Regions from separate parts of the Homo sapiens genome. Here all the other regions are linked to region 1. A link is a loop called in an ENCODE intact Hi-C map of the cell type or tissue named here. Cell type or tissue: heart right ventricle. All regions are shown on one strand. Links, peaks and the distances in the headings refer to the core of each region. The heading gives the core; the rest is flanking DNA.

What was found. Hi-C counts contacts between places; a loop is a spot of excess contacts. Peaks named below come from ENCODE experiments on the same cell type or tissue, not always from the same donor. Only the 100,000 strongest peaks of a DNase experiment are listed, where the experiment ranks them.
Region 2: a loop joins it to region 1, with 8 times the contacts of the local background. A loop is called at or near these places in 89 of 110 quality-filtered maps.
Region 3: it touches region 1 in a loop (4-fold over the local background); 2 of 110 quality-filtered maps call a loop at or near these places.

What each region holds. Positions count from the first base shown.
Region 1 is chr7:130,893,472-130,901,519 of GRCh38, reverse strand. All of the region lies in intron 6 of LINC-PINT (long intergenic non-protein coding RNA, p53 induced transcript), which reads left to right. Among named protein-coding and RNA genes, the nearest start is that of LINC00513, 16 kb to the left of the region's middle. RefSeq lists a silencer at 1,287-1,490 and an enhancer at 1,436-1,730. In heart right ventricle, for the core only: CTCF peaks have their summits at 4,172 and 4,383 (motif pointing left); a DNase peak (open chromatin) is centred at 4,349; H3K27ac peaks cover 4,592 bases.
Region 2 is chr7:131,036,637-131,044,684 of GRCh38, reverse strand. All of the region lies in intron 3 of LINC-PINT (long intergenic non-protein coding RNA, p53 induced transcript), which reads left to right. Among named protein-coding and RNA genes, the nearest start is that of LINC-PINT, 69 kb to the left of the region's middle. RefSeq lists an enhancer at 1-51. In heart right ventricle, for the core only: a CTCF peak has its summit at 4,065; a DNase peak (open chromatin) is centred at 4,051; H3K27ac peaks cover 2,981 bases.
Region 3 is chr7:131,438,716-131,446,763 of GRCh38, reverse strand. It overlaps MKLN1 (muskelin 1), which reads right to left. Exons shown (of 18, transcript NM_013255.5): 11 at 3,062-3,283; 12 at 861-990. Among named protein-coding and RNA genes, the nearest start is that of PODXL, 110 kb to the left of the region's middle. RefSeq lists an enhancer at 7,262-7,763. In heart right ventricle, for the core only: no CTCF peak of the experiment used is centred there; no DNase peak of the experiment used is centred there.

The DNA of each region.
Region 1 (8,048 bases), core at 1,603-6,602:
GTGTGTTTGGGCAGTGAGCAAGCCGGCAAGAGAATGTGAGTGGGCGGCCAGTTGGTTGGCAAGTGAGAGGCTGTGGAGAGGTTGCTGCTGGGACGGGCTGTGCAATTAAACAGTTGAGCAGATCTTAATAGCAGACTGGGGCGGTGCTCTCCGCAGGCCTGCGGGGAGCAGGGAGCAGGGGAAGCAAGCGAGCTGGAAGCATCTTCGGGCACAGAGCTAGATACGAATTTCAGAAGCACATAACCTGAGGAATAGAATGCAACCAGAGGAGGGAGAAATAGAGATTCCAGGCAGCGTTTCCTAAACTTAAAAAGTTTTGAATACCCAGTTTTGCCTTGTTCTGGGGACCTCTGGCAATGTTGTTCAAGGGAGGAATTTTTAATTTCATAGAAAAGTGAATTTTACCACCACAAGAGAACATGAGACCAAGGTCATAAATCCCTTTGTTTGGAGTGTCCGTTCTGAACTCCTTGTATACTTTTATTTGCAGGAAGAGGCTATACCAGCAAGTATTATGGTTTTACTGGGTGGGGCGGCAAGGCCAGGAAGAGATGGAGATGCTGTTAAAGGTCCTTGCTCCAGAACATTCAGAGATCAGAGGAACTCAAGAGGTCAAAGTAGGCTGATGTCATTGTTCATCCATTTATTCAGCAAAACTTTCTTGAACACCTACTGTGTGCCAGGCACTGGTTGGCAGTGAGGTGAAGACGATAGTGATGAAAACAAAGGCATGGTCTCTGTCATCATGGAACCTAAGTAAACACATACCAAAAAAAATGGCCCAAGAAAAATCATGCCCTGAGGGGAAGGCACTCAGATGAAAAGGACCTTCTTCCCAGTGGTCCCCTGAGGAGGTGATTTCCAAGGTCTCAGCTAAGGGATGAGCAGGAATGTGTGGGTGCAGGGGGTAGGGGTGAGAGCTCTCGGCATAGAGAGAGCAGCACATTTCAAAGGCCCTGGAGTGGGGAAGGAGGTGGCAGGTGCAGCTGTGTGGTGGCTACTTCCACTTCTGGAGTGCAGTAGCATGATCTCGACTCACTGCAACCTCTGCCTCCCGGGTTCAAGCAATTCTCCTGCCACAGTTTCCCAAGTAGCTGAGATTATAGGTGCAAGCCACCACGCCTCGCTGATTATTACATTTTTAGTAGAGACGGGGTTTTACCATGTTGGCCAGGCTGGTCTCGAACTCTGTCTCCTGGAACCTCTTGATGAGCCCCTGTGAGGTTCCCCAGCCCAGGGCATCCCCCCAGGTATTCAGGAGAGACCCGTCCCCAAGAGACTGCCTGCTACTTCCTCTTCCTATGAATGTCACTGTGAGGGGAATAAATAAGGATAGACCAGAAAAGCAAATTGTAAGAAATTTGAAACCAGTTGTCAGTTTTCAGGTGCCCAGGAGCATGACAATATGCCCGAGGGACCGTAACAGGACTTGACATGGAGCTGGGTCTAAAGCAGATGACCTGGTGGCTGCAGCGTGTTCCACACAGGCGAGCACTGTGAGGCCAAAGGACTGGTGTTGAGCAGAATGAAAAAGCACAGTGTTGGTTAATCCTGAAAAGTGAAGCCTGCAAGAAATGAACTTCGACCTTGGAGTGGGGGTGGGACAGGGGCTAGAAGGAAGAGAGGCTCGGAAGTGTGTTGTGTAAACGTGGTTCTGTTTTGTCTAATCTTTTACTACCTGTAGGGACAGGTGGATGCAGTGGAGCTGCTGGCAGGAAAGGTGGAGTTTTTTCAAGGTCACGAGTTAAGCAATAGAGTAGAATATCTTTGCAGCTGCAAGAGGAGGTGCGAGCAGCTTGTTCACAAGGTATATTTTGCAGGAGTTTCCCCTTACAAGATCTTATTTGCTTGAGAGTAGCGTTAAGGATTTCTGTGCCAACAGTTAGCTGGATCTCTGGGGTTGAATCGTTATCACCAATCTATAGTTAAAATAAGCATTAAAAAAAAAAAGGAGTCTACTTTCAAAGTTTTCCCGAAGTGCCAGTCTGAAGCAGCTACCTTTAAAAGCTGTTCTTGAATAATAGGTTGCTATATCCTAGTCTGTAATCTTGGACTAATGTCTGAGGAAGGAAAAAAAAAAAAAGAATATTCTCTCTTTGTCCGATTAAGAAGTGGAGGTAGACAGCGATTCGACATGTTGTATGGGCGAGGCTGTGCTGAGCTTGCGTCTGGGACAATGACCAGACAGATGAAAGGAGAAGTGAGAGATATTTTTAGCACATCAGGACTGCTTTGAAACATTGATTTTTTTTCCATCTCCTCCCACCCCCCATAATTCCAGCAGGAAGATTCAGTGGCAGGCACTTTAATTCAGTGTAAAAACATCTTCTATATTACACACTAAAATATTCATGAGGAAAGGGAGTTGCTGATTTTAAGGCGTAGCTTTAAAACCCACGTCTGTCGGCTTGATGGTCAGTGTCCCGCCACACAGTCTGGAAGTGTGACGTGGCCAAGGAGGACCCCCAGAAGGATCCTGTGTCTTCCGTGGGGACTACTCCTTTCCTCAGAGGAGCGGGTTCACAGGAAACTGGAGCAGAAGGATGCCTTTAGCCCCACTCCTGTTGGTCCTCAGTCCCTTCTCCTTTGATCAGGTGGTTCAAGCACGCCTTGAAGTTCCGGTGTTCAAACAACGTGACCTCTGCAATTACGTTCTAATACTTGTCGGTGCCCAACTTAAACCACTAGCAATGTTAGTTAAAAACATCAGGGAGGCCGGGCGCGTGGCTCATGCCTGTAGTCCCAGCACTTTGGGAGGCCTAGGCGGGCAGATCACTTGAGGTCAAGAGTTCGAGACCAGCCTGGCCAACATGGTGAAACTCTGTCTCTACTGAAAATACAAAAAAAGTTAGCCAGGTGTGGTGGCGGGTGCCTGTAATCCCAGCTACTTGGGAGGCTGAGGCTGAGGCAGGAGAATCACTTGAACCCGGGAGGCAGAGGTTGCAGTGAGCTGAGATCGCGCCACTGCAGTCTAGCCTGGGTGACAGAGACAAAACACAAAACAAAACAAAACACCTCAGGAGGCTGTAAATCAAGCACAACTGAAGCAAAGATAAAAACGGGCAGTCTCAGAATCACCTTTGAAGGTGGAAGGAAGGGCGTTTGTGTGTGACAAGAAGAGTGTACGTTCATACAAGGGTTTTTACTCCTCCTCTGAAAAGTCCTGCTTGGTGGCTGGCCAGTTTGTCATGCTTGGCTGCCCAAGCAAGTGGTGGCAGTCGGAGCACAGGAGAAAGCCGCAGGGGGTGAGGAAGAAGTGCTGGAGAGGGCGCTCCACCTTTCGGCTGCCCTGACCTGTCTCCAGCCCCAGGGCATGTGGTTCTGGGCCGGGCACTGGCCCCCTCTCTGTGGACTGTACCAGGCAGCGGGTAGTGCACAAGCTCTGAGGTCAGGCCACCTGGGCCTAAACTCCAGCTCTGCTCCTTGCTAGCAGTGTGACTCTGGGCACGTTCAAGTTACTTCATGCTTTGTGCCTCAGTTTCCTCATCTGTGAAATGGGGATGGTAACAGGACCCTCATCCCAGGACTGCTGTGTGGATTGAAGTGCCTGCAACGGGATTTGTCTTTTCTGGGATCGCGGTGGATGCTCTATTCCAGGTGAGGGAGTCTCTTGCTTTCTCCTACCTCTTGCAGCCGCTTTGCCTCTGAGTGGCAAATAGCAAGTGGCTGAAAATCACAATGAGCCCGTCAGAGAATGGGGATGGGCCACAAGGCCACAGTCGGATGGGTTCTCCATGCCCTCGACTATGCAGCGGGGTCAGGGCATCCCTTCCTCCTGGGGTGCCCACACCATTCCCTTGGAAGTTTAGACAGCAGCCCTTGCCTCGCCAGACGCAGCAACCCCTCCCAGCTACACGTGGAATCTGTGGCCCAGCCTCCCTCAGATGACCCGCATTGCCTGACAGAGACCAGGGGCCCTGAGGGGTGGCTGTCGCTGGCCTGGGACAGGGTCCCTGCAGGTTTTCAGGGTCCTCAGCAGCATTCGCCAGCGTCGGGTCAGACTGAGTCATGGGGCCCGAGCTCTCCACGAGTTGGTTCTCCAGTTGGTTCTCGTTGGGGGTAATGCCCTTCATCGAACCGCTTCATCCCCAGCCTGTATTGTCTCCGTCTCTTCGCAGTTGTCAGAGGGCTCGGCCGCCACCCTGAAACAGCCCAGAGCTCTCTGAAGAGCACGAGCTTTTACGCTTCTCTCCCCAAATCAACTGACTTTTTCATTGCTTCTGTGGAGGCTTTCTGTGGGAGAAAAGCGTGTTTATGGGGCAAGCTCAGAGAGCTCCTGTCCCCGTGGTGGAATTTTTTTAGTGGCTCTGCCCACGTGGTGGTGAGCGCCGGTGAGGATGGGACGCATTTTCTGCTAAAATGGCTGTGCGAGGCTGCCACCTCGTGGCCAGCACAAGGCAGTGAGTGTGTCCCTTGCTGGAGCTTCTGGGTGAAATAAACTCATTTTAAAGGTCTTCAGCAAGGACCTCACTCCCTCACTCTCTCAGTGTGCATATCATTCCAGCTCCAGGGCTTAATGCGTCTGTTGTGGCATCTCTCAAATCTGTACTTTGCTATCTCTTTGACTACAGAGTCACTACCTTCCGATAAGCCCTTCTGCTGTCTCCAGACCGATCCTTCTAAAGCGTAGATGTCATTGTCTTTCTCTCATTAAAGCTCTTTCATGGCTCCTCATTTTCCAGGTTCCAGCTCATGTCTCAGGAGGCCGCTAAGCCCACTCCTCTGCCCCAGCCTGTGTCTGCGCACGTCTCTTCTCCCTTCCTCCTGGTTTCCTCTGGCTGATACCTGCTCACCTGAAAGTCATCTCAGGTGCCACCTCCTCCAGGGATTCCTCGCATTAGATTAGCTTCCTTCTTCCCCATTCCTAGCTGACTTCCTTCATTATGCCTCAGATCCTTTTTTTGGAAGAAAAAGAAAGAAATGGAAGACAGACTGGCCAGCAGGGGGAGAGAGAGGGAGGGAGGGCATATCAGAGAATTCAATATGCTGCGTTTTAACCAGATACTTTTCTTCCTCTCCCACAAGGCATCAGAGTAGAGACTGCCTTTCATCTCTCTCCCCCTTGTGTAATAGCACAGTGTCTGGCAGATAACTGTTGCTTGCTAATTATTAGAAGGAAGAAAGGGAGGGAGAATAAAAGCCAGCATCACCATGTGATCTTCCTAAGTGCGACAGATGTGAGAAAAGAACTACCTTAAGCTCCAGGGGCCCTAGAGGAACGGCGCTGCGTGCTAGTGCAGATGGTAGCAAACGCTCTCACCTGGCTTGGCAACACTTCTTCACCTCTTCTTTCTACCACCACAGCGACTGTCTCCCTCCAGCCCATCCTACTGCCAAATTCATCTTCTATTAAGCATAGCTTCAATCACATCATTTCTTTATCAAAACACTTCTACAGAGGAGTTCCAAATGCTTTAGCCGGGCCGTCCAGGGCCTCCACAGGATGACCCCAGCCCATCTAGTTTTCTACCACTCTTTATGTGTTTCCTAAGTACCATTCATTATTTTAGGACTTGGTATTTGCTGATGAATTTACTTACTTACTTGAGAGTGTGGCAAAAGCACATCCTAAACTTTCAGTTAAAAGGAGTTTGATTGATTGACCTGCTCTGAGTTTAAGGCACGTGCTGGTCACTGTGGGAGCCATTAAAGAAGGTATTGTTCTGTGGCCGCCAGGAACAGATAGCCCAGCTGGGGACAAGACAAAAAAGCAGGGGGCATTAAGGAACAGACAGCAGAAAGGAACATGTCACAAGTGCACAATTAATCGCCAAATATATGGCTCAAGAAGGGGTGGTGATCAAACCAGATAATGTCTGTGAAAGTGCCTCTCTCCTGTCAAACTCCCAATTCCGAGCAGTCCTACAGTCGGCCCCTTCCACAGGGCGTAGCCCTGTCATTCCACCTCAAACGTCGTACACACTCGGCCTGTCCTACAAAGCCCTTCGTGATAAGGCCTGCTTCTCCTTCCCACCTTGTGGGACCCCCGACCCTGGAACCCCGAGCTGCAGAGCTGGAGAGAATGCACTCTGTTGTTTGGTATACGTGTTCCTTGAAACATTCACTCCTCCCCATTTTCCTTCGGTGTTTAACCTGTTCTTCCTTTAAAATTCGGCTTTTCCTTTAAAATCCAGCCTGGAGCTCCCCAATGAAGACTTCTGTGGCGCTGCAGGCAAAACTCACCACCTGCAGAGTCTCTGCTCTCCCTTGTCAAATACGCGTTTGTGACATACATTGGAAGGCATCGGGCACATTTCTGTCATCTGTGTGACTGTGGACCTCTGCCGCAGGGGTCATGTCCTTTCCCTTTACAGTGCTTGATGAGGTACACGTCTTGTCAATGTTTGTCACGGACTGAAACTTAACACATTAGAGAGGACAGCAAAGTCAGTTGACTCTAAATTGTTAAGGCACAAGCTCTGTGAGTTCAGAAGAGACATGTGCCAGAATCGGTCCAGGGAGGTTCTTAGAACCTACCAGTTCTAAGTAGGAGTTCTTAGAACCTACCAGTTCTAAGTAGGAATTCTTAGAACTGGAAGGTCAAAGCTTTGTACATGTGAAATAGATCAAACAATAAAAAGAATTCCATGTAGAATAGCTCAGTGTCTGTGGCTCCTAATGGCTCCCCCATTCTCTGCACCAGCCAGCGGGAGGAGAAAGCCTGCAGAGTGGGGGCAGCGGAGACAGAACATCTTAACCCCAGCAGAGGCTTTATCTAAGGAAGTAGAGCGAATGCCCTGAAGGTGGGTTGGACTTAGGTGGTGGAAAGGTTTCAAATGCACTCTGTTATCTTGCAGGTAGTGGCTGCCATTTATTACTTTAGAAAACCATGGCGACTTCATCAAAGTGGTGTTTTAGAAAGATGATCCAGGGCCGTCTTTTCCCTTTGAGAGTGGGAGGTGCCCTGTGGCCCTACCTTCATTTTCTGTGATGGTATTCCCAGTGGTTTCCTCCCTGTGGCTTTGCGGCTTAGTGGTGAACCAAGAGGCTTAGGATGCAGGTGCAAAGCCCCTCTACTCTTTAATGCCTCACTTCAAGGTGCAGGATCTTTCCCTCTGTAAACAAAGGCTTTCCTTCTGGCACTGCCCTTGACCTGCTCAGAGCTGTTCTCTGATCCTTTGGGTCTCTCTGCCCTCGTGACTGGCAGTGACCTGCTAGGCAGCAACCCCCACGCAGCAGGTGGTCCTCCAGAGCTGAGTCACCACCCCGGGAACCGTGCCCTGGTGAGGCCATCCAAGGTAGACCGGCACAGGGCGGGTGTGAGTGGCCTCTCCACCTGGCCCCTCGGTCTGGGAGGGCTCTTTCAGCTTGACAGAGAGAGCAAAGGAAACTCGGATTTTTGGCAAAGCAGAAAAACATTTTACCTGTGATCACAGTTATGGGCCTTGGTCAGTCATTTGATTTCAGCACACCCAAATTGTCCATTTACAGATACCTTGAGACATGGAAAGGGAGGAAATTTTTTAATGATGTTTTAAGATTCTGTTTGACCTCATGAATTAAGAGCGGTGAGAAGTAATAGAACACGGAGAGATACCTAAGCCATTGATTGATATTGTAGGCAATAAACAAGTGAGATTCAGATTATTTTTAAAAATTTTTTTCATGGGCACTGATGGATGTTTAAAAAATTATGACGTGTTCTGTTCATGACGCGTTCTGTTCATTTCCAGAGAAGAGAAAAATGTGGTTGCTTTTGAAAGGAGGTTTTTTGTTTTGTTTTGTTTTGTTTTTAAACGTCTAGCTTATTCATTACACCAGCGAATAGCAATGACCTCAGTCTAAAAAGCAAGTTAACCATCATCTCTCTCCTTGCCTGGGAAAAGAAGCCTTTATCTAAGTAGCCAAAAGATGGGCAAGGCTGACCACCCAGTCATTTCGGCTGATCAGGATTTTCCAAAAAACAAAAAGCTCTCTGTTTTCACAACTGAGTGACAACTCTTAGGAAATACTACCAGCTTACTCAGTTTGAGTAAGGCCATGGAGAAGTCTGGTGACAGTCAGTTGCCTGGATGCACATGTTACACATGGCTAACGATGCTGTCACC
Region 2 (8,048 bases), core at 1,619-6,618, 140 kb before region 1:
CCATCTTGGCTAACACGGTGAAACCCCATCTCTACTAAAAGTACAAAACGTTAGATGGGCGTGGTGGCGGGCACGGTGGTGGGCGCCTGTAGAGGCAGGAGAGAATGGCGTGAACCCGGGAGGCAGAGCTTGCAGTGAGCCAAGATCACGCCACTGCACTCTAGCCTGGGTGACAGAGCAAGACTCCAAAAAAAAAAAAAAAAAAATTTCCATTCAAGGAATTGAACTATAGTACTGACTTCATTGTAACATACTGCTTTGGAATACTTTGGTGAGGTTCACTGAATTCATGTTCTATGCCAAATGCTTTTTGGATTCTAATTGTAAGTTAGTTATTTGTAAATTAGTTACATTGTAAAATAATTTAAATTAAATCGTAAAAAGAGTTACTTGTTTTTCCCAGAATTTAGTGACCAGGAATAGCTGTATTTCCCTTGCATATCATTTGTCAAATGATTGGTTTTATGTTAAATAGTTATTAACACCCCCCTCCCCACTGGAAAACATGTTTTTTGGATTAATATTCAATTTGTGTAAAGTAGTTCAAATTTATGGTGGTGGGTTATCCTTCAATTTTTAATTTAATTTTTTTTTTTTTGAGACAAGTTTCACTCTTGTTGCCCAGGTAAAGTGCAATGGCGCGATCTCAGCTCACCGCAGCCTCCGCCTCCCGGGTTCAAGCGATTCTCCTGTCTCAGCCTGTGGAGTAGCTGGGATTACAGGCATGCGCCACCATGCCTGGCTAACTTTGTGTTTTTAGTAGAGACAGGGTTTCTCCATGTTGGTCGGGCTGGTCTCAAACTCCCGACCTCAGGTGATTTCCCCACCTTGGCCTCCCAAAGTGCTGGGATTACAGGCGTGAGCCACCATGCCCGGCCTATTTTATTTTTTGAGACAGAGTCTCGCTCTGTTGCCCAGGCTGGATGGAGTGAAGTGGCGTGATCTCAGCCCACTACAGCCTCCGCCTCCCGGGTTCAAGCAATTCTCCTGCCTCAGCCTCCCAAGTAGCTGGGACTACAGGCATGTACCACCATGCCTGGCTTTTTTTTTTTTTTTTTTTGGATTTTTAGTAGAGATGGGGTTTCACCATGTCAGCCAGGCTCGTCTCGAACACCTGACCTCAAATGAGCTGCCCTCCTCGGCCTCCCAAAGTGCTGGGATTATAGGCGTGAGCCACCGTGCCTGGCCCTATCCTTCACCTTTTAGTTCTTTAGGAAGGAAATTGATGGTGGCTTAATACCTTTGCTTCTAGGCCTGGGTGTCCACCCACCTGACCCCAACTCCCATATATGTAGAGACATCAGGTAATCTGAGCATAAGATCCTTGCAGTGGTTGGGGAAGTGAAGCAGAGAGATGCCCTCTTGGAGCACTTCCATTTTCTGCACCAGACAGGAATCAGTTATCTCTGGGGTTAGTGACCTCACACCTTTGCCCCTGAATCCCCCCATATATAAAATAGAAGATTGAATTTTACTTACTTGGGTAAAAGTGGGCATTTTTCAGTTAGACATTTACCTAATTTTAATGAAAATACAATGACCCTAGAACATCCTGCCCATGATTCTGCCCAAGTTTATGCAAACAGAAAAAATTTATTTTGGAAAAAACCGGATCTTAAACTGAAATTCATTAAGCCATTTTTCCAAATAAAGTACCAGCTTAGTTAACCAAATTGTGCTTTTTCACTTTTTCCTTCCCTCAAAAGGAAATCCCTTATTCAACAAAAATTTGTGGAACACTCATATGTTTCAGGCACCCTGAAGATAAAGACACACCCACCTGCAAGGATAAAAGAAGCATGGCGGCGGGGTGGGGCTGGTATCCAGTCTGCTTCAAAACGGAGGAGGGGCATCCACAGAGAAGGGCTGGGGAAGGCCTTGCAGGAGGGCATGGAAGAGCCAGGTTGAGAGGGATGAATAGGACTTGGCTGTTATCCAGGTTGCAAGATGTTGGAAGGACTTTATCTAAAGCTGTGGCATTGGGATTAAAGAAGAGAGGTTGAGTCAAGAGATTCAGTGACTGGGAGTTATATGCCCTTTTGACTGGCAGGATAGGGAGAATATTGGAGAAAAAGGAGTCAAGGATTAGTTCAGCTTCTGCCGTGGCCTTCTCAGCAAGTGGTGGGGAATTCACTGAGGTGAGGAATACAAAATACTTGGAGGTTGCATCTGTTTGTTTTGCTTATTGAGTTAGGAAACCAGGAATTCACTTTGGAGGTTTGATCAGGGGAATGCAGCCTACGTTTGATTGGGCTTTAAAGCTGATCCTCTTTGCTCCATGGCCCAGCTCTGGGGGGGGACACACGTGGCACATCAGGCAGAAAGGGGCAGCTAGGGAGGTCTTGGCCAACTGTGGTTGGGCAGCATCATGGGCTGTAGTCTCACTTGTACAGGTGGAATCACTGTGGGACACTTCGGGGCATTTCCAGAGTGGAAAAATTCTTGCAGGTGAAAACCTGTCACATTGAAGAATTCAGTAGTGCTTTTGATAATTATTTTTTCTACTTGCTGTCTTGCCTTCTTCCCTCTGTATTTTTACCATTTATGGGAGTACATCTTTATATTTCTCTGGTAAAAGGAAGATGAAAAAGGTGAACTTTATAAAAGACTAACCAGTCCTTGACTTGTATAGCTCATTTAACTTTTAAAACCTGTAAAGGAGGTACTTTTCATCATATAAATTCATGATGAAGATAAATAAAATAGGTGTTTGGGAATCAGCAGGTTTTGAAATTTTATGACATGCCATTAACACAAAGCATAAATTCTTTTTCTTTTTCTTTTTTTTTTTTGAGACTGAGTCTCAGTTTGTCGTCCAGGCTGGAGTGCAGTGGCACGATCAAGGCTCACTGCAACCTCCGCCTCCTGGGTTCAAGCGATTCTCCTGCCTTAGCCTCCTGAGTAGCTGGGATTACAGGCATGCGCCACCACACTCGGCTAATTTTGGTATTTTTAGTAGAGACGGGGTTTCACATGTTGACCAGGCTGGTGTCGAACTCCTGACCTCAGGTGATCCACCCACCTTGGCCTCCCTAAGTGCTGGGATTACAGGAATGAGCCACCGCACCCGGCCGCATAAATTCTTTTATTCAGATCCATTGACATTAACATGTAAATAAGGATGACAGTTTATTATTTTGGAAATTCTAATTATTTGTCTTGTCCTTCAAAGAAGCGCTTTTGGTTACAAGTGGGTCCATAACACACAAAATAAAATTCTGTTTACGGCTGGGCGCGGTGGCTTACGCCTGTAATCCCAGCATTTTGAGAGGCCAAGGCGGGGGGATCACCTGAGGTCAGGAGTTCTAGACCAGCCTGGCCAATGTGGTGAAACCCTGTCTCTACTAAAAACACAAAAATTAGGTGGGTATGGTGGTGTGCGCCTGTAATGTCAGCTACTCGGGAGGCTGAGGCAGGAGAATAGCCTGAACCTGGGAGGCGGAGGTTGTAGTGAGCCGAGATTGCACCATTGCACTCGAGCCTGGGCAACAGAGCAAGATTCTGTTTCAAAAAAAAAAAAAACAAAAAAACCCACAAAATTACATACTTTTTGATAATATTGAAAAATAAGTATGGAAAATGATTCTTCTTAGGAAAATTTATGCCCATTATTCACTTCGCTGTTTTGTTAATGATCACGAATATATTAAACTGAAAATACAAGCTAAGCAGCTGCTTTGAAACTACATCAAAACAGTAGAAGTTTAAAATTAGATTCTTCTTATTGCATTAAATGCATCTTTCAGTAATATGTGGTCACTACACTACCTGCTTTACAGGTATTCTTGGAAATTTGGTAACAAAAAGAACAGGGTGAATAGATGTTGTAGATCATGAGGTATGGTGCAAAGTGCATGGCCTTGGGATAGGGATATCAGACATCTGAGCTGAATCTCAGTTCTCTGGTTGTTATGCCTCGAGGAAGTAAGTTGCTGGACCTCAGTTGTGCTGTTTCCTGGTCTATAAAATGAAGACAATAAAGAACCTGCTTCAGTGCGCTAAAACTCAAAGGACTTCTTGGGCTTGAGCGCTGGAGTAAACAGGCAGTTTCCCTTTGTACCACAAGAGGGAGTGCCTGTATAGATGTTAACCTGAGCTGAGGTTTGGATTTCTTTCTAAAATGTCGCTGAAAATTTAGGAATAACTGGATTACTGGGAAAACGTTAAAGAAAAAGATTTTTTGACAGTGTCAGGAGAAAGAGGAACTCGAAACACATAATGGGTTAAGAGGAAGGGATTACGTATAAAATTCCTTTAAGGTATGAAAAGCTTTGTTGACAGAGTGTTACATATTTCATTCCCAGTCAACAATCTTTTATTGTCAATGTCTGACCATGTTGATATATTTGTTTTGTTTTTCTCCTCCTTTGTAACTGTATTATAAATTTTTTATATTAAACAAATATAGAACTTAAAATTTAGTTTCTTAGTAGTAGTCCTGAATAATTAACATCAGTTGAAATTGGATTGTTTGTGCTCAGTGCCTTGGATATGTACAAAACCTGTTTGCTTCAAATTAGTGAGTTAGAAAATATTTTAATCTTTTCATCCTGCTCCCCTCCCACATACTTTTTTTTCCCCTTTTATTTTGAGCTTCTAGATCCTTTTATGTGATGTGTTGCTGTCATACATAGCTCACATTGGGTGGGAACAGAGAAGAACATTGTTTCCGTGGCCCAACCCTAGGGACATGGAACTCATTTTATTATACAGTGAAATTTTAAAATTTGAAACCAAGATCAGATCTCAACAAACAGAGCGAAATTGGCAATTGTGGAATTATCTAACAAATTTAGGGAAAAATCCAGTTGTATCTCAGTTATGTGAATGTGTCCTTCGATTTACAATTTTCAGGTAATCTCTTTATTTTGCTGGTATTTTTATTATACATAGAGCACATTGTTTTATAGAACTGTAATTATACCATAATACTTTTTGTATTGGGAAATGTTGAGAATTTAGAAAGAACAATCCTAGGCATTTCCTTTTGCTCTGTATTCTTCTGTTTAGAAGTTTTCCCTGTGGTTTGTTCCTGGCAATTAAACACTGTTCAAATTCAGAGTCAGACTGCCCTGGCTCAAATCTTGGCCCCACGATGTGTGAAACTTGACAAAGTCAAAGTTATCACTATAATTTCGGTCACTTGAAATCCAGTAATTTCTTGAGCAGAAGAAAGGGAAGTGGAATTACTGTAGAAATTATGCATAGTTTTATATTATCTGTGTAGTAGCCTGTTTAAAGTGATCATTGCTAGTGCATGGTATAGAATTACAAACTTGTAAATACTTCTCAAGATTGCCACTTTAAAAAAAAAAGCAAAAAGAGCTCTGTAGCCCTATTTTTTTTTTTATTTCCAACAGGAAATTTGTTCTTGTTTCAAAATGTGGGAACACCCATTATTCTCTGTTGGCCACATGAATGTCATCCATTTGTTTATTGCAGCAGAAAAAAAGTGAAGAATGGTTGATACAGTGGCAAGCTGTTCCTTTTAGGTTACTTTAAAAAGTCATGGAATTTCGGATATACAAAGAAAGCATAAGGAATACTCTAACCAGTATATATGTATACAGTATCCAGTATAAGAATGAAAATGTAATGTAGTTATTAAAACATTATGTGTGTGCTTCCACAAGCCTGTCCTCCTTTCTACCTTCCAGAAGTAACTTCTCTCTTGAATTTGGTGTTCGTCATTCTGGTGCATGCTTTTACAGTTTTACAAAATACACACGCATTCCCAAACATAAATAATACTGTTTCACAACATAAATTGTATTATGGTACATGTTTTAAAACACGATATACATTGTATCTGTTGCAAGTCAGGTTCCAAGGGAAATGGAACTCAGAAGATTAAGGCTGGGGGCCACCAGTGCCTCATGCCTGTAATCAGCACTGTGGGAGGCCGAGGCGGGCAGATCACTTGAGGTCAGGAGTTTCAGACCAGCATGGCCAACATAGTGGAACCTCATCTCTACTGAAATACAAAAAATTAGCCAGGTGTGGTGGTGTGCACCTGTAATCCCAGCTACTCAGGAGGCTGAGGCAGAAGAATCACTTGAACCTGGGAGGTGGAGGATGCAGTGAGCCGAGATCAAGCCACTGCACTCCAGGCTGGGTGACAAAGCAAAACTCCGTATCCAAAAAGAAAAGAAAAGAAAAGAAGATTAACATGTAGGAAGTTTGTTAAGGAGATTTTAGGATTCACACTTGTGGAATAGGAGGAAGCACAATTGGGCCAAGGGAGAAATTGGGCTGTGGTGTCCGATCACAAGATAGGCCTCAGCTGATCCCAAAGGGGATGCTGAAGGTGGGGTAGCCCTTGAGGATGGTACCACGTTGGGGTGAGGGGCCAGGCCTTGGTAGCTTCACATTGACCAGTTATGGGAAGAAGGCTACCCCTGAAGAAGGGATGAGACCTTGGTGAGGTGACTCTTTCAACTGAGGGCTGTTAACTTGCAACACCCCTAGAAACTGGGGGATAAGCTCTTCAGTCCTAAAGAGAGACCTGAGCAGCCACCTCAGTATTCACTACAGTCTATATTGTGTACATTGTCTGAGCCTGCCCTTTTTGCTGTATATTATGTTTTTGGAGTTTACTTATATTAATATCTGTAGCTCTAGTTCATTTATTTTAATTGTTTTATGGTATTCAGTTCTTCAAAATATGTCACAATTTTAAAATATATTTTCCTATTGAGAGACTTTTAAGTTTTTACAATTTTTCACTATTAAAAAATGTTGCTATATGAATTCATTTATATTTCTCCTTAGTGCACACACCAGAGTTCATCTGGGGTATACAACCAAAAAATTACCAGGTCTTAGGGTATGCACAATTTCAAACTTAATAACTAGAATGAAATTGCTCTCTGGAGTGGTTGTATCTCACCCCGTGTCCTCATAAACACTTGGTATTGTCAAGTCCTAATTCTACCAATTTGATGGGTGTGAAATAGTATCTCATTATAGTTTTATTAGAGTTTGGTTGATAACTAGTGAGTAATATCTCATTGTAGTTTTATTAGAATTTGGTTGATAACTAGGAAGATTGAGAATTTATGTGTTTATTTAGCTATTTGGGTTTCTTCTGTGAAGGACATTTTCTAATCATGTGATTTTTCTGTTGATTTCTTTTAGTGATTTGTAGGCAGTCTTTATATATTCTGCATATCAATTCTTTGTGGTCTATATGAGTAAAAATATCTTCTGGTTCGGGGCTTGATTGTTAACTTTTTAAATAATGCCATTTGTTGAATAAGAGTTTTCTTTTAATGTCATCCTTCCTTTGGGCATTGTTTCTGGGTATATTATTTTAGAAATTCTCCCTTAGGCTGAGGTCATATAAAATATCCTCTGTTTACGATTAAAAGTTTTAAAGTTTTGCTTTTCACAATTTCACCTGCTGTCCCTCTAAAATAGTTTTGTGTATAGCATGAGGTATAGTTGCCTAATTTTGTTTTTCTCATGGATGACCTGTTGTCTTAGCACCATTTAATTGCCTTTGCAACCCTTCTCCACCAATGCACAGTGCCATTCTGTCCTACAAACTTCTGTCTATGTAGATCTATGTCTTTTTGTAGGGGCGGGGGGGGGGGCGGCTATTTAGTTCCACTGGTGTATTTCTTTTTTCTTGCCCCATTTTCTTGCTTTTTTTTTTTTTTTTTTTTTTTTTTTTCTGAGATGAATTCTCACGCTGTCACATAGGCTGGAGTGCAGTGGCACAATCTCATCTCACTGCAACCTCCACCTCCCAGGTTCAAGCGATTCTTAGGCCTCAGCCTCCTGAGTAGCTTGGATTACAGAAGTGTGCACCACGTCTGGCTGATTTTTTTGTATTTTTAGTAGAGATGGGGTTTCACCATGTTGACCAGGCTGGTCTCGAACTCCTGACCCCAAGTGATCTGCCCGCACTGGCCTCCCAAAATGCTGGGATTACAGGCATGAGCCACCATCATGCTTTTAAAATAGGTCTTTATTTCTTTATTGTGTCTTAGTGTCTGGTAGTTTGTCTCCTCTTCTTGTTCTTCTTTAAAATCATCGCTACTCTT
Region 3 (8,048 bases), core at 1,619-6,618, 550 kb before region 1:
TTTAAAACAAGTTTTTCTTCTTAAATGTGAACAAATATTTTAATTTAAAAATATTTTTGTTGTTTTTGTTTTAAAGGAAGCTTGTATTAATCAATAAAATATCCAGAAACAATGTCTGTGAAACAAGTGCTTTTATCCACATTTGGCAAAAGAGCCAATAATAAAAACACCAATCTATAAGCAACAGCTAAAAAGAAAAGCAGCTGATTTAATTTCTCACTCTATTGTTCAAATTAGCATTTTAAACCATTGCACCTTAATTAAAGCCACTCTTTTAGGTACAATAATCACAGGCAAAGCAACTACTATGTAGGGTAACTATAAATGATCAAAACAGGACACTTTTGAAAATGAATGGAGCACTATTAATAATTATGCCAGGGCAATATGCATAATCTAAGCAAACCAGCCATTCCACTACTAATAACCTCCTAGATGCTGAGCTTTTAAACTTACAAGGTGTTACCAATCCCATGAAGTTCCCCCCTTAAGACACACACCCTACTATGCTAGTGCCTAATATAAAGATCACTACAGTGAAAATAGAAGATGAAAAAAATTAGCAAACACAGAATAAAAAGTTTTTAAGATATTGATTCTTCCTACCCCGCCCCCCAACAAGCACACACACAATTCATTTAGAAATTCACATATTTTCTGCTTGAAGGAAATAGTAATTCCCATATTTAAAAATAGATAGAACTGAATAAGCTGGTAGAATTTTCTTTCTCTTACTTGGAATTACTCAATTAAAGAAATAAAGAAAGGGTGAAAAATGATTAGAAAGAAAAGAGAATGAACTGCAGTTTTCTACCTAAAGTAGTTAAGACATGAGAGAAGAAATCACTCAATGCCCTTACCCATCCCAGAGTCTTTCTTGGTGCCATCTGATATTATGTCTACATGATCAGAGTCCACATCATAACTAAAGAAATCATTCAAATAGGTCTTTGATCGCTGGCCACCAAATACATATAAGCAACGATTTTTCTGAAAAAGAAGAAAAAAAAAAAGAAAGGAGTAACTTATCACTTCCATGAAGAACTCAGAATGATCCTTTAAAAACTTAAACCTCTACAAAAGTAATTTTATAACAGATCCCAATGGAGTACTATGCTGGAATAAAAGGGAAAGAGGAAGCTCTCTACATATTGCTAAAAGGGGATCTCTAGGACATCCTGTTAAAGAAGAAAAGCAAGGTGCAGAATAATATATACAGGTTCCTTCTTCCTTTGTGTAGGAATGGAGAAGAAGGAATATCTGTGCATCAGACAAAAAGAGAGGGAGAGAGGGAAAGAGAATGTGAGAGAGGGGAAAAGTGAGAGAGAGAGCACGCAAGCGAGAGCGAGAATAGAGATTGCTTCTTTTTTTGAAAAACAAAGGAAGGATAAACCAAAACCTAATAAAAGACAGTTACCTATAGTGGCAGGAACAGAGCAGGAAGACCTCTCCAAAAATAATACCTTGATGTATGGTTTTGACTTTAGAACAATGTATATGCTTTTATTTAATTAGAAGACAAAATTAACTCAAAAAAAAAATCTAAAATTTGGGCAAAAAAAATCCAACAAATAAACCTATCTGTATATAAAGATATACTCAGACACAGAAATAGTATTTCTAATGATTTTAATACATACTTTTTGACTACCCATCCCTAGAAGTCTAAATCCTAAACAGAAAAATAATCAGAAAGCAACGTTAAACAGCACTCAGTGATTCTGTTGTTAGTTTTCTTTACTGTGAAAGCTATTATAGACAGACAAAGCAACTAATGTTATGAAGCAGGATTTTAACCTTAAAAGACACAAAAATAGGCCAGGCATGGTGGCTCACACCTGTAGTCCTAGCATTTGGGCAGGCCAAGGTGAGAGGATTGCTTGAGACAGCCTGGGCAACACAGCAAGGCCCTGTCTCCTACTTCCACTTCCACTTCCACTTCTACTACTACTACTACTACTACTACTACTACTACTACTACTACTACTACTACTACTACTTCTTCTACTACTACTACTACTACTACTACTACTACTACTACTACTCAAAACCCAGGTGTGGTGGTACACACCTGTAGTTTTAGCTACTTGGGGGGCTAAGGTGAGAGGATCATTTGAGCCCTGACATTCAAGGCTGTAGTGAGCTACGATCTGCGCTCCAGTCGGGGTAAAAAGAAAAGATATAAAGTTACAAAATAGAAGACATTAAGATAAAAAATATTTTATTTGAATCAGACATATCAGTATGAATTCACAATTTAATTTTTCTCTTACAAAAAAAGATACATAAATATGTTGTGGGGGGTGCTCCTACTAGCCAAAGAGAAAAATTTGAGCATCAAGAAAGTGGCCAGGTACAGTGGCTCATGCCTGTAATCCCAACACCGCAGAAGGCAGAGGCGGGTGGATCACCTGAGGTCAGGAGTTCAAGACCAGCCTGGCCAACATGGTGAAACCCTGTCTTTACTAAATACAAAAAATTAGCCGGGCGTGGTGGTGCATGCCTGTAATCCCAGCTACTTGGGAGGCTGGGACTACAGGCACAGGTCACCACGCCAGGCTAATTTTTGTATTTTTACTGGGGATGGGGTTTCGCCATGTTGGCCAGGCTCGTCTCAAACTTCTGGAATCAAGTGATCCACTGCTCCTGACCATTGCTGATACATTTAAATTCTAATTCTATAAAATCAAATCTTAAATTCTTTGTACTTAATGGAGAATAGCAGAAGGGAAAATAAGAACAGAGTAAGAAATTGTCCTTCTAATTACTAAGAGACGTAAGTGGAAAGGCATAAGAAAGGAACATAGCTACAAAATCTACATAAGCAGTGAAATTAGTCATAAGATTGCCCAGGTTGGTAGCCAGGTAGTAACTATTTAGGAATTACCAGGTTGATGGGAAGAGTCTCATAATTAGCAAACAGTTCACTGTTAAAGAAGTTTTGTCTTTCTCTGTCATTGCTACACTAATCTCTTCCTAAAGAATTAGATTTCACCACTTCTTTTCCTATCTAGATATACATGACAAAATAACATTTACGCAATGTACGGAATGTTCTTACTGAGTGGAATAACATGCAGTGTCCTATTCGAGACTGGATGTCCTCAGGCCCAGCATTACAGGAGTCCTCTCGAAGAAGTTTCCAGGTTTGACATTGACAGTTGAAAGCAAACAAGCCACTGAATTGTGGTTCACTGGCTCTGCTGTCATCTACGCTGCCATTACAAGTCAAAATTCTACCACCAAAAGTGTAGATCATATGTTTTTCTGAGTCCATACACATCTATCAGAACAAGGCAACAGATTGAATAGTTTTAGTTTGTTCCTGTCATATGTGCTAAAACAAAACCAACATGTACAGTTTTACATTCTCAAAAAAACCCTAAACTTTGTCCCTAATGACACTAAATACCACCCCTGATTATCATATGCAAGTTTCTAAATAATTTTTCAAGTTGTCATTTTTGTCAGTGAGGGTAAAAACATGTTGGAATAAAGAGCTTTCTGCTTTCTTGAAATTGCATAATTTTTATCAAAATCAACCAATGATACATGAGGCGTTGATTTATATGTAAGAGTGAATACTTATATTCTGGGTGAATAGTGATCATACCCTCCTTATAAAAATTCCCTTCTTTCATTCTAGGCAAGCATCCTATTAATATTACTACCATTTACTAAGCGATCAGATATGCAAATAAGAGTGGTGAAGCTAAATTCACCTCTCTGCATTTATTTTTATAAAACCCTTCAGATTATGTTACAAAACAGTAAAACAAACAAACAAAAGGACATTTACAACAATCAAGTCTCCAGACTGACTTCTACAATGTGAAGAACTCTGCCTACTTTTAACATAGCACTATTTAATTTTCTTTGAATTAAGCTATACACTTCATGTTTAAAAGTCAAGCTTTATTCTTCCATTCTTTCAACTCAAGATTATAACTTTTCATAAAAATGTGTGAGAAAACAGCCATTTGTCACGAGACAATAAGAATCAAATTCTGTTTCAAATAACACATAAATCCAAGTTGGGAATTAGCTGTTGAACGTAAGTGGCATTTACATAAAGAATAAATTGTGTACACAAAACATCTATGTTTTGCTAAAATAAAACCCAACCATTTGATGTTCAATTCTCCTACCAGATTACTTCTGCTATTTATGTATTTTTTTAAACAAAAGGCTATTTTCATAATTTGTTTTTTTTTCCTAGACAGAATTTCACTCTTGTTGCCCAGGCTAGAGTGCAACAGCATGAGCTTGGCTCACCACAACCTCTGCCTCCCAGGTTCAAGCAATTCTCCTGCCTCAGCCTCCCGGGTAGCTGGGATTACCAGCATATGCCACCACGCCAGGATAATTTTGTATTTTTAGTAGAGATGGTGTTACTCCATGTTGGTCAGGCTGGTCTTGAACTCTCGACCTCAGGTGATCCGCCTGCCTCGGCCTCCCAAAGTGCTGGGATTACAGGCATGAGCCACCGTGCCTGGCTATTTTCATAATTTTAAATGTTGTTTTAAAAAACTGTAGTTATTATTAAAAAGATTCTAACATCTCCTAATTTTTATCTACCACTAAAAAGATCTACCTCATTAGCCATTTCCCAGGTTTCTCAAAGACTTCCATAAATTAAGATGAAAATCTATTCCCCAAGGGTGAAATCTTGGTAAACATGGTTGAAAAACAAAGATGTCTGGAAGTATTCCTATTTTTTAAAATGATCATACAGTTAAAATCAGCACACTGCTGAAAACAACTCAGTTTGGCCCCATCCACTGCCTCCGTTGAGGGCTCCACTGGAGCTGGGTCACATTTCCGTTTCTGAAGTACTTCAGACTCAATCACTCCAAATATCTGGGAACTATGCTGAAAATCTTTAGGGACTCACATTAAATGAGTCTATTTCCATTTTTTATTAACTCACAGATTCATACTAATGGCCAATCTTTGTTACCAACCCCCTACCTTTCTACTTCGTATGGCTACAAAGAGTTTCTTTCTTTTTGAGAATATTCAAGCTTAATTTTGATGTGGTTTATTCTCATTTGTTTGCAGGGCTGAAGTATAAACATCTTTATCTTGGTAGTTCTTCCTAGCATACCAGTTTAAACCAAGAAACCTTTTAATATTCGATTTCCACGCTTTTGATTTGTTTTGTCATTTTTACTCTCCGAAAAAATTTCTGAAAAGCTAGTAAACTTATTAAACTCTGTGTGATAATGTCTTTTCCATCAAAGACTTAAAAAAATCTTTAAAGCCAAAAGTTTAAAGACTATTCATTTATTATGTCAGGAGTTAGATATTTAATTTTTAAAATCAAAATAGTGGATAACCACTTATTTTCCTGGGAAAAATTATTTTTTGAACCTGAAAATGACTTTATTTTACTCATCACAGGAATACAAGATTGGTAAGGGTTTGGCTGGGTTCAAAATAATCTTCTCCTCACAAAATTTGAAGATATTGCTATAAAGGCTTCTAAGTATCCAATGTTGTCCAACCTACCACCCTCCCTTCTACAAACCTCCAAAAATGCCTCATGACCCAGTGAGAATATCAATGAGCTGAGATCTTCAATTCTTCAACTGAAGTTTTTCCTGCTACTTCTTGGCTAGCTCACTTTCCATTTTCTAGTAATTTCCACAAAAACTGATTATACTTGAAGGACAGTTTGGCTAGATATAAAATTCTTGGCTCATACTGTCTTTTCTTGAATGTCTTCTAGATGTTGCTCTATTATCTCTTGGCACTGAAAGTAGATGTAGAGAAATCTGATACCAGTCTCATTTTAGTTCTCTTATAGGTGACTTGATCATTTTGTCTACTTGCTATAAAATGATCTCTTATCTTTTATAGTCAGTGTTATTAATATATGTCTTAGAGTTAAGTATTTGGGTCAACTTTTTCTGAATATAGTATGCCCATTTGACATGCGGAGTAAAATCTTTCTTCAGGAAAATGTTCCTGAATTCAATTGATAAATATTTGTTTTTTCCATTGTTTTGGCTTTCTTCTTTAAAGTCTCCAGTTATATATATATATGTTGGCTCTCCTCTGCCTACCTTCCCTGGTTAATCATTTTTACCTCTTTGTTTTATCTTATTCCTATGCTATATGATCATTACCTATTCTTCTTTACGCTCTTTGTAGATAAGTCTTCATTTCTGAAAGGGGTAATGTACTGGGATATAACTTTCATTTATTGTTATTTTTCTTTTTATTGTTTTTCTTTAGAATGTCTCTCTAAAGCTTTGTTATTTATTGCTTTTTAGTTTTTCATATGTAATTGAGTTGAATTTCCCTGGACCAGATAACTTCACAGAGGATTTCTATAGAAGGTGGATGTTCTCGCTCAAGAACTCCTTCCTCTGTTGCTACTGAATTGAATGGCTCCTTCAAAATATGGCACTTCCGGTGAAGCCATACCTTCTCTAATTCTATGACTCTCATCTGGCTTACAGGGCTGATCTCAAGCTTTGAGCTCCCCAGGTTTCTTACTGGCCATTGCAAAAGGAGCCATCATTCCCACTGTGTTTCCTTCACTTTTACAAAATAATGCTTTCTGACACATATCACCTCTGGATATTTCTGGGTACTTTACACATGTTAATTCACTGATTCTTCTAGTGGCTGCCCTGGGTGCAATTTGTGCCCTGTCCCTGACACTTCTCACTGTGACATACAACTGCTAGGCTCCCTTTGCTTTCCCAGGTCTCCCTATTATACTGTTGTGGGCTTCAACAAAAGTTCTGAGTATTTTAGTTGTTTCTGGCTAAACTTACAAGGCATTGGGAGTTATAGGTTTACTCTAGCTCTTGGTTTTGCTGAGAGAGAGAGACTGTGTGTGTGTGTGTGTGTGTGTGTGTGTGTGTGTGTGTGTGTGTGTGTGTGTTTAAATCTTTTTGCTTGATTACCATTATTCCTGGAAAACCACACAAAGCAACATCAAGGAAAGCTTGAGAACTAAACCGCCACTATGTTCTTAAGAAATCCAGATGTCTTTAAATTTTATTTTTTAAATATGTTAAAATTAAAAATGGCAAATAGCTTTTAAGCATGTTTGTATCGTATAGCTTTCTCATATTTTTATCAAATTTGAACATTGTGTTAAATCCTAAATTGTCATGAACACCACAAGCTATTTTTGGAGTGTCATAAACACTACAAGTGTAAGTTCTAACTTATAGCTTTATTTGTATGAAATAGAATAGCAAATGCAGGATTATACAGATTACTTGCTCACTATTACAGGGATAGTTGTTGGCTGAATTAGTACTGAAATCCTTGTTTCTTCACCCCCAGTGTTCTGCTGTACCATCTAACCAGTTGAAAACCATGCATTATTTAACAGCACCCAGCTTTCAAGAAACATCCTATTTTATAAAAGTCAAGAGAAACAAAGGCCACACACAAGAACTCTCTATGTGCTACTCCTAAGCTATTCTTTTTTCAACCTGTAAAAAAAAAAAGACATCAGCATCTTTTGTAAAAGAAATACGTAACCATTTGGGAACAAGAGAATAAATTGTTCCCTAACAATATTATCTGCTGATGTTTTTAAAAGATCAGAACCAGCCTAACTTTTCTTGGCATGCTTATTTTCCACGTGAAGAACATTGAGGGTGTCAGCAGGGATGTGCATAGCTCTGTGGAGCTCAGTTAAATAGAGCCAACAGAAGTTCCAAATTTAAGCTGGGGAGTATTTCCAAGAATACTAGTTTTGATTTTCTACCTACCACTTAACTTCACAGGCATAACTCACTCTTCCTCTCCTTACCATTCTCCTATAACAATTATATGTTAATAGAAATATGGCAATAGGATAGTTTAAAAGCAAATAATTAACAAAAATCTATAAAGACACAATAAATAAAGACCCTGGGTTCTATGTCCTAGATAAGATTTTAGGTCTCACTTAAGTTTTGTCATAATTCTAGCACCACCTCCCATTTCCCAAATACTAGATAATTTATGTTCATCAATACAGAGTTATAGATTTTTGAAGTCTTTTTCTCCTCAATACATCAAAAAAAACTTTGGAC